3 separate regions of the Homo sapiens genome follow, and all the other regions are linked to region 2. Evidence: chromatin contacts called from ENCODE Hi-C or POLR2A ChIA-PET data. All regions are on one chromosome and are shown on one strand. Each heading gives the region's core, a stretch centred on a gene start or an enhancer-like site at or near the end of the contact. The rest is flanking DNA. Distances are from core to core; before and after follow the strand shown. Region 1 overlaps STARD13 (StAR related lipid transfer domain containing 13). Region 2 has its middle 72 kb from the start of RFC3. Region 3 overlaps STARD13 (StAR related lipid transfer domain containing 13).

Region 1 (2,770 bases), core at 212-2,711, 600 kb after region 2:
AAGGTGGAAGATTAGGGCCAGCTCAGGTCTTTCCTGGGTATACACACAGTTCTGCACATGTACTTGGCCTTCTAGATTCCTAGGAATACATTGGAACTTTTCTAAGTCCCCTATGGACATCTCATTCTCCCAGATATTCTTTTTAAGCTTTTTGGTTAGCATCTTGTTTGGCTCAACTGTTATTACCATTTCAGGCAACTGCCATGTTGACTAATTACTACTGACTGTCTTTGACAAACACCCTGGGTATAAGCTAGTTTCAGTAATGATTTGAGTCAGGTTAAATAAAGACAAGCGCTGTGAACTGGGGGTTTTCAGGGAATTCCCAGACAGCTCAGATAATGACAATTCTTTGGTAACGGAGTTTTGGGGAAGCTCAAACATGTTCTTCCCTCTCCAGTGGATGCAAGGCTACTAGTTTTCACAGCTACTCTGACGGTGATGCTGTTGATTTTCAAAGCTCCTGAAAAGCTGGGGAAAAGGGCATAGGAATAGGGTGGGTTTGAATGTCACAAAGCTCACTGTCCTTACATATGTTTAACCATTTTTCTTAAATAGACACTTAGTGTTACTTAGTTTGTTGGAAGCCCATATCAATTTACAGCTTTCTTAAAAAGTTGATTTTGACAATATCTGCCAGTACTTTTGTTGATTTTATGAAGAAGTGGGGTTTTGGAGGTTTTCACTTAACCTTTTTCACTGATGTCACTCACTTGCATTATTTTTTATTCAGCTTTATTTAAATATAATTTATATTCCAAAAAATCACCAAAGCATACAATTTGATTAATTTTGTGAAATGTACAGCTATGTAACTATCACCACAATCGTGACATAAAACTTTATTTTTTCAGCTACAGGGTCCTACTATGTCACCCAGGCTGGAGTGCAGTGGCGTGGTCTCAGCTCACTGCAGCCTTGACCTCCCAGGCTCAAGTGATCCTCTCACTTCAGCCTCCTGTGTAGCTAGGACTACAGGCACGTGCCACCATGCCCAGCTAATTTTTTTTTTTGAGATGGAGTTTCACTCTGTCACCCAGGCTGGGGTGCAATGGTGCAATCTCGGCTCGCTGCAACCTCCGCCTCCCGGGTTCAAGCAATTCTCCTGCCTCAGCCTCCTGAGTAGCTGGGATTACAGGCATGTGCCACCACGCCTGGCTAATTTTGCATTTTTAGTAGAAATGGGGTTTTACCATGTTGGTCAGGCTGGTCTTGAACTCCTCACCTCAGGTGATCCACCTGCCTTCACCTCCCAAAGTGCTGGGATTACAGGCATAAGCCACCACACCCGGCTTAATTTTTATATATTTTTTTTGTAGCGACAGGGCCTCTCCATGTTGCCCAGGCTGGTCTCAAACTCCTGGGCTCAAGCGATCTGCCCACCTTGGCCTCCCAAAGTTCTGGGATGACAGGCATGAGCCACCATGCCCAGCCGTGACACAGAACATTTTTGTGACCTCAAAAAGTCCCCCAGTGCCAGCATTTGGCAACCACTCATCTGTTTCCTGTCACTACAGTTTTGCCTTGCCTGAAATTTTTTTGATGAGTGGAATCCTGTAGTGTATGCTCTTTGTGTCTGGGTTCTTTTACTTAGCATAATGACTCTGAGATTCATGTATAGTGTTGTATGTATCAATAGTTAGTGCCTTGAATTGTTGAGTATTCCATTGTATGGATATACCACAATTTTTATATCCATTTACCAGCTGATGGACATTTGGGCCATTTCTACTTTTTGGCTATCTTATGATTAAAGCTGCTATGAACATTCAAGTACAAATCTTTTTACAGCAAAAAAAAAATTATAAAAAGTATAAATCTTTTTGTGGACATGTGATTTCTTTTATCTTGCATAAGTAGCTGAGAGTGGAATTGCTAGATCAAGTACTAAAAATATATCTAATTTCATAAGAGACTGCCAAACTGTTTTCCAAAGAGACTGTACGCTTTGGAAGTTTCAGTAGTTCTGAATCCTTGCTAATACTTAATGTTGTCAGCGTTTTTACTTTAGGTATTCTGTTGTGTAGTGGTGTCTCGTTATGATTTTAATTTGCATTTCTTTCATGACTGATGATATTGAACATCCTTTCATGTCTTCTCTTAGAAGTATCTGTTTGAATATTCTGCCCATTTGAAAATCAGGTTGTTTGACTTGTTACTGAGTTTAAGAATTCTTTAGGTGTTCTGTATATGAGTCCTTTATCAAATACATGTTTTGCAACTGCTTTTTCCAAGTAGAGAAGCAATTTGTAAGGTACAGGCAAACATCTGAGTTTAGGGGCAATAAAAGGACCCAGAGCTATAAAGTCAAATCTACTTAGAGTCTTCAGCTTTAGAAAATAATAAATAAACTTCCTGCATGTGTCAGAAAGTATAAAGCATATTCGAGTCTGTGGTATATAGAAGATGATTCCTTTGATGTCTTGTGTGTGTGTCGTAGATCAAAAGCTTTTCCACAGAAAAGCAGAATGGAGTGTTTTGTTTGTGCTTCCAAACCCTAATGGAAGAACAAGTTCACTAGATAAGTTCATTTTATAAATAACAGGCAATCCTCCCCTAAACAAACCTGTTACAGAGCCACCAAATGTGCAATATCCACCATTTTTTTTCACTTCACACCCACTCTTAGGTAGACATGCTAACACACGTGGAACAGACCAAAGAGACAGGCTGAGAGCCTGCCAAAGATGGTCTCAGATGAGATGATCAGCTTCCAACTCAGCATTGCCTGCTATATCTGACACTAATGAATGCGTAGTCAGAGGGTACA
Region 2 (3,076 bases), core at 374-2,873:
TTTGGGGTAGTATATTCTGGACTCCAATAATACATATTTATTTCAGACTAACATAAGATACCAATAAACAAAAACAGAGAAATAAAAATAACTCATAATCCCATCACCCACAGATAAATACCATTATGTATATAGTCCCCAGGCCTCATTTCTTTTTTCCTAAGAAGGAAATGTGTACCATATTGTATGTTTTATAACCCGCTTTTCTTATTTCTCTCCATATATAGAAATATTCTGCCTTTACAACATTTTCAATATCTATTCCATAGTCCCTTGGAAAGATGTATGCTTTTATTCTACAAATCCCCTTATGTTGGACATTCCGTTTAGTTTCAATCTTCTAATATGATAAGCAATGCTGCAATGAACTTCTTTGTAGGTAAATATTAGGACAAATTAATGATTTATGCTGTTGCTTAGGATGTTTTAGAATTGCTGGTTTTAAAATATGCTAATTTTAATCCTTTTGGTATTTCCAATCTGCTTTATTTATTTATTTATTTATTTATTTATTTTTTGGAGATGGAGTCTCACTCTGTCACCCAGGTTGGAGTGCAGTGGTGTGATCTTGGCTCACTGCAAGCTCTGCCTCCCAGGTTCACGCCATTCTCCTGTCTCAGCCTCCCGAGTAGCTGGGACTACAGGCGCCTACCACCATGCCCGGCTAATTTTTTGTATTTTTAGTAGAGACGGGGTTTCACCGTGTTAGCCAGGATGGTCTCAATCTCCTGACCTCGTGATCCGCCTGCCTCCACCTCCCAAAGTGCTGGGGTTACAGGCATGAACCACCACGCCCGGCCTCCAACCTGCTTTATTAAAAGGCAATACTAAAGTGAAATCTCAGCCATACAGTCTACGTACCATGACTCCTCTTTAGCCACTTTCTATTTCACAATGAACTCCTACATTTTCCATACAGCTACTTTGAACTCTAAATAGGTTCATCATTTCTCTCAATACTGCCAATGCTGGTTATTATCATTTTGTTTCATCTTTGGCAATGCAATAGTAGGAATTCAACAGAGGGCATTGCAATATTATAAGTCCTCTTACTAAATGGAGCATTTAATGAGTACTTGCCCTTCCGAATGAGCATCCGTTGTGGGACAAGCCTGTACTACATGTTGGATATGAAGGTGGATGTGATGTGGTCACTGCCTCCAGGAAGCTTTAGCTTTAGCTAAAGGCATTAAGCCCCCAAGGATGAAGTAGTGGGGGTTTAAGCAGAAGCTGTTTTAAAGAGGGTGAGTGCAAAACGTGTGGTGAGCCACAGGACCATGTGTATTCAAATGTATGCCATGGGCTGCTGCTGCTGCTGCTGTTTCATATCACTTGGCACTGCTGAGAAGGCTGGCAGTGAGGCTGGTTAAATTTGTAATAAGTTGTTCATTTCTGCATAAAGGAAAAATGGAACAGCAATTTTTCTTTTCTAATGTTCAGTTACCACTGTCCTTTATGTGAAACGATAACAATGGACTCCCTCCCATCAGCATCTTTGAAACACTCTCCTCCTGTGGAGACGACTGGCCTGTGGTTGTGCAGCAGAGCAGACATGCTCATTTCTGTCGTCAGGTCACCATGTTCCCTGCAGGTGTGTGGCTCATCGTAATCCTCTATGCTTGCACTTAATGGGTTTTTTTTTGCAAGATTAAAAATGCAGGTGTAGCACACATCATTAATCCCCAATTTCAGTTAACTGAACTGTGTGTGTATTTATGCAGCTGCTGACTCCTGAGACACCCACTTGGAAAGAAGACAAAAGTTCTGAATGTACCTTTCTGTAATTCAGTAAACATACAGAGTACAAATTAAAAAAAAAAAATTAAGGATTTTTAATTCAACAGCCTTGCCAATGGGGGCACTGGCCACAAACACACTTGTTCATGAAAAGATCTATTTCAAGTATTCTCCTGGAAGCAAGAACCAGTATCTGGAATGTAGGCAGCATTTGTTCTTTAAACAAAATTAAAGTTTTACAGGAATGCAATGCTGTGTACTCATTAAAAAAAAATTACAAGTAGAAAAATCTGGAAAGAATCCATTTTGTGCTGTGTCTTTCCGACTGGAGGTTGTAAGTGGTAGCCCCTCCCCTGCCCTGGAGGACTTCCCTGCTCCACCCAGCTGCTCTAATCCCATATACTTCCTGCCTGGAATCCTCCTGAAGCTGCTTCCATCTTCTACCCCACTTCCTCTTGCTGAGCAGCATAGTAACTACCGTTCACATCACCTCCACTATGTTCATCATTCTGTGAAGTAAATAAAAGTGGAGGAAAGGCCCCACTACAGAAGATGAGGTGCAAAAAATGCCACCTCAGAATGTGGCATATTGACATACTGAGTGAAGCATGCTGAAGGAAATTGAGAAAACCTCAGAAGCAAGATAGTCTCTCTGACCTTCTCCCACCCCTTCTCCCCTACAGTGGGACATAGAAACTGAAATTCCTCTTGTCCCTCTCTCCCCTGAAGTGGGCCTTAAAACCTAGGAAGGTTACCTCTGACCTACTCCCACCCTCCTCCCCTGAAGATTTTCATGTGACAGGTGTCTTGTCCTATAGCTGGAGGGAAGGAATGTCACACAGAGAGGCCAAGAGGAATCTGAACAAGCAGGCCTTACCAAGTACCCCCCGCTTATTACCACTTGATCATATCCTTTTGCCTCCAGTCATACTTCTGCATGACTGTCCATAAAAATCCACACTTTTCCCTGGGTCTTTGAGTTTTCATTACTGAAGGTGCCTATGTCACTTAAAACTTGCATTAAATAAATGTGTTATGCTTTTCTCTTGCTAATCCGTATTTTGTTATGGGCCTCAGCCATGAACTGTGAGAGATAAAGAAAAGATACTAAGTTTTCTCCCCTACATAGATGAGGAAGTTGCAACTCAGCAAGAATCAGTGACTTTCCAAGGTCCCATCTTTTCTGAAGGATGCTCCAAGCACCCTGAGTGCACACGCAGGGAACTGGAAGGCCACAGCTCACTCTGCACCCAAACCTGCAGGAAGAAGTTTCTCTAGGAACCAGTCAGGGGCAAGTTGTAGGACTCTTAGCAATAACCTCTGCTGCAGGGTGGAAGAA
Region 3 (2,840 bases), core at 196-2,695, 630 kb after region 2:
TAAAATGTGTCTCATGCTACATTTCAACTTCAGGATTTGTCAACACTCTTTTCATAATCAGAAAATCTTGTGAGACACCCTAATTCACGGGGCTCAGATTCATAGAATTATTGAGCTAGCATTGAAGAATGCCAGCTGTGATCCAGAAAGCTTGAGTTTTATGTTGTCTGTGTGAGTGAGGAGGAAAACATACACAAAGTAGTATTTTACAATTTTTAAAAGGCTATATTTAAGACCAAAGCACAGGAGCTTGCAGTTAAGGGGTTTCAAACTTTGGAAAAACAGATTAATTTTGTCCCCTGCTGTTCTTCCTGCCCTTTAGTTTTCCAAGATTTTTCCTTGTGAACTGTCAGACTGTTAGCCTGATTCAGATATCTAAGATATGTGATCATTGTTTTTATTTGGAAACGCAAAAGCCTGGGATCTGGATAGCATCTGGGTATAAACAGAAAACAAAAGGGATGAGTTTGGTATTGTGACAAGCTCGTTGGTGTGGGATCTGCTTAGCACACTCACGTTCAATTACAGAGTCATACAGAAGAAATATGCCACTGGGAAGCCAGATCAAAAGGACCTCAACGAGAATCTGGCAGCAGCTCAGGGGCTAGCGCACATGATCATGGAATGCGACAGACTTTTTGAGGTGAGCAAAAGGCTCGAACCTCCGCCTCCCTAGTAGCTCTTGGAACTAGATAAGACGCTTGGGATTGTTGCTACATTTATGGTTTCTATCTGTTTGTTCCTGATTTTATGACAATAGTATATGTTATAGCTCTGGTGTTTGCTTCCAAGAAAGCTGAGGAGCTAGCTATACAATTGAGGCTTTGATAAAGACACTTGGGATTACCATACTGATGGTTTTTATGCAAACAGTGCATCACCTGCCATTATCAGGTTCAAGGCCAGTCAGCCAATTATGTTCTATTTGATTTTACCTTGGAGCTTGATTAGGTTAAACATCTGTGTGAGTGTGTGTATGATACTGAGGAATCTTTGTTGCTAAGAACCAATGACAGCTTATGAATACAGCCACAGATATGTAAAAGAAGTAAGTGAACCAGACTTGTGGCATACTTTTGTGATAGAATTGGCATTTGTCAATGGGAAAAGTGTGCTAAAAAAGTAAAGCTATTCCCAAGTCATGTTTGATGTTTCCCTTCACAAGTCTGTCTGTTTTAAGTCTTATTCATAGTGGGTAAAGTTGTCTGAGCCCATATTTTGCCAAACTGAATAAAAAGACAGTAAAGGTAAAATAAAAGGGAAGTGAAAATAATAAAGGGGAAGTCATTGCAATGTTTTGAATAATAAATACAGCCTCAGAAACATGTTTGTATTTCCTGACTTTAGGAAGGCCCCTCCCGGCCTTGGCAATGATCTTAGAAAAACATCTCTGGCCGTGTGGCCCTCGGCCCGTGGCTCAGAGCCGGGTTGTGGGTGAAATGGCTTTGCTTTCTTTGAGTCTCGGCGTTTCTTTGGCTCAGTGTGTTGCCCTTTCATGCATCCGTTGGTCTAGGTTCCACACGAGTTGGTGGCCCAGTCTCGTAACTCGTATGTGGAGGCTGAGATCCACGTGCCAACCCTGGAAGAATTGGGGACACAGCTGGAGGAGAGTGGGGCAACTTTCCACACTTACCTGAACCATCTCATCCAGGGCCTCCAGAAAGAAGCCAAGGAGAAGTTCAAAGGATGGGTCACGTGCTCCAGCACGGACAATACAGATCTTGCTTTCAAAAAGGTAATCTCAGAGGATGGAAAAAGATCACCCCCAGAAAGCCACAGCTAACAATCAGACATTTGTTTTTGCATTGAAAACAGCTGCTGTGTCCACAGGGCTTGGCACACACGCGGACAGTTAAGGCACATGAACCATTCAAAGAACTCAGTCCAGAGATCTGTTGCCTATAATCAGAGAGTAAACTATGGAGCCGGACAGCTGGATCCCGGTCCTGTCTCTCCCCCGTAGCTGTGTGATGTTGGGCAAGTCACACACCTCTCTGTGCCTCAGTTTTCCCATTTGCAAAATGGACATTGTAAGAGTACCACTGTCGGAGGAAGGCTAATTTACAAACCAAATGGCTTAGAATAGTTCCTGGCACACAGTAACCACTAGGTGTGTTGGTGATTATTATTTTTATCATCATTATTATTCTTTTAAGCTTAAGGACTAAAATGTTACAGCTGAGGTATGTAGTATCACTCTCAATTTACATAATCAGTGATGGTTTTTGAACACCCAGCAAGGTATGATAGCAAAACTAAAAGCCCAAACAAAAAATGTTGGACCCATATCCCAGACAACCTCTTCAGCTTCTGACGTTGTCTTTCCCAAGGTGGGCGACGGGAACCCGCTGAAGCTGTGGAAGGCTTCTGTGGAGGTGGAAGCACCCCCCTCAGTGGTCCTGAACCGCGTGCTGAGAGAGCGCCACCTGTGGGACGAGGACTTTGTGCAGTGGAAGGTTGTGGAAACTCTAGACAGGCAAACAGAGATCTACCAGTATGTGCTGAACAGCATGGCTCCCCATCCTTCCAGAGACTTTGTGGTTCTCAGGTGAGCCTGACTCTAGGGTTTATGATGTTCTGTTCCAAAGGCAGGACGCGAACTGTAGATGTGAGCACTTCTCCTGGTGTCTCCCACCAAAGTCCAGCCTCCACGGGGAACACTAAGCCGGCTCTTGTTTCCCTCAGTGACATCTGAGTTTTCTGTGTCGATGCCCGACTTCCTGTGTCTTTTCACCCAGCCTACAGCTCTGCCTGGGCTCTCTGATTGCCCCTCTCCTTGTGGAGCACACAGTTTATTAGGCCATAAATATTATTCATTTCCTCAGAGCAGACGGCCCAGA

Evidence for each region. Hi-C counts contacts between places; a loop is a spot of excess contacts on that map. ChIA-PET counts read pairs that join two places held with the same protein, here RNA polymerase II (POLR2A). Pooled maps may share reads with other maps.
Region 1: a loop to region 2 is called in a map with no recorded cell type, with 5 times the contacts of the local background. The contact joins two enhancer-like sites. A Hi-C loop is called at or near these places in 5 of 37 single-sample maps with no recorded cell type and 3 of 50 pooled maps. POLR2A ChIA-PET finds 5 or more read pairs at or near these places in 2 of 52 experiments (OCI-LY7 and activated CD4-positive, alpha-beta T cell).
Region 3: a loop to region 2 is called in a pooled map, with 2.7 times the contacts of the local background. The contact joins two enhancer-like sites. A Hi-C loop is called at or near these places in 1 of 37 single-sample maps with no recorded cell type and 2 of 50 pooled maps. POLR2A ChIA-PET finds 5 or more read pairs at or near these places in 1 of 52 experiments (activated T-cell).

The regions. Positions count from the first base shown.
Region 1 is chr13:33,144,567-33,147,336 of GRCh38, reverse strand. All of the region lies in intron 3 of STARD13 (StAR related lipid transfer domain containing 13), which reads left to right. Among named protein-coding and RNA genes, the nearest start is that of KL, 130 kb to the right of the region's middle. RefSeq lists an enhancer at 170-469. Within about 2 kb of position 1,461, at least 3 of the 41 ENCODE cell types and tissues checked have a DNase peak (open chromatin) inside an H3K27ac peak, as active enhancers do.
Region 2 is chr13:33,744,303-33,747,378 of GRCh38, reverse strand. No RefSeq gene overlaps it. Among named protein-coding and RNA genes, the nearest start is that of RFC3, 72 kb to the left of the region's middle. Within about 2 kb of position 1,623, at least 10 of the 41 ENCODE cell types and tissues checked have a DNase peak (open chromatin) inside an H3K27ac peak, as active enhancers do.
Region 3 is chr13:33,109,581-33,112,420 of GRCh38, reverse strand. STARD13 (StAR related lipid transfer domain containing 13) reads left to right here. Exons shown (of 14, transcript NM_178006.4): 10 at 529-643; 11 at 1,514-1,735; 12 at 2,331-2,548. Among named protein-coding and RNA genes, the nearest start is that of KL, 95 kb to the right of the region's middle. RefSeq lists enhancers at 2,592-2,681, 2,782-2,840. Within about 2 kb of position 1,445, at least 19 of the 41 ENCODE cell types and tissues checked have a DNase peak (open chromatin) inside an H3K27ac peak, as active enhancers do.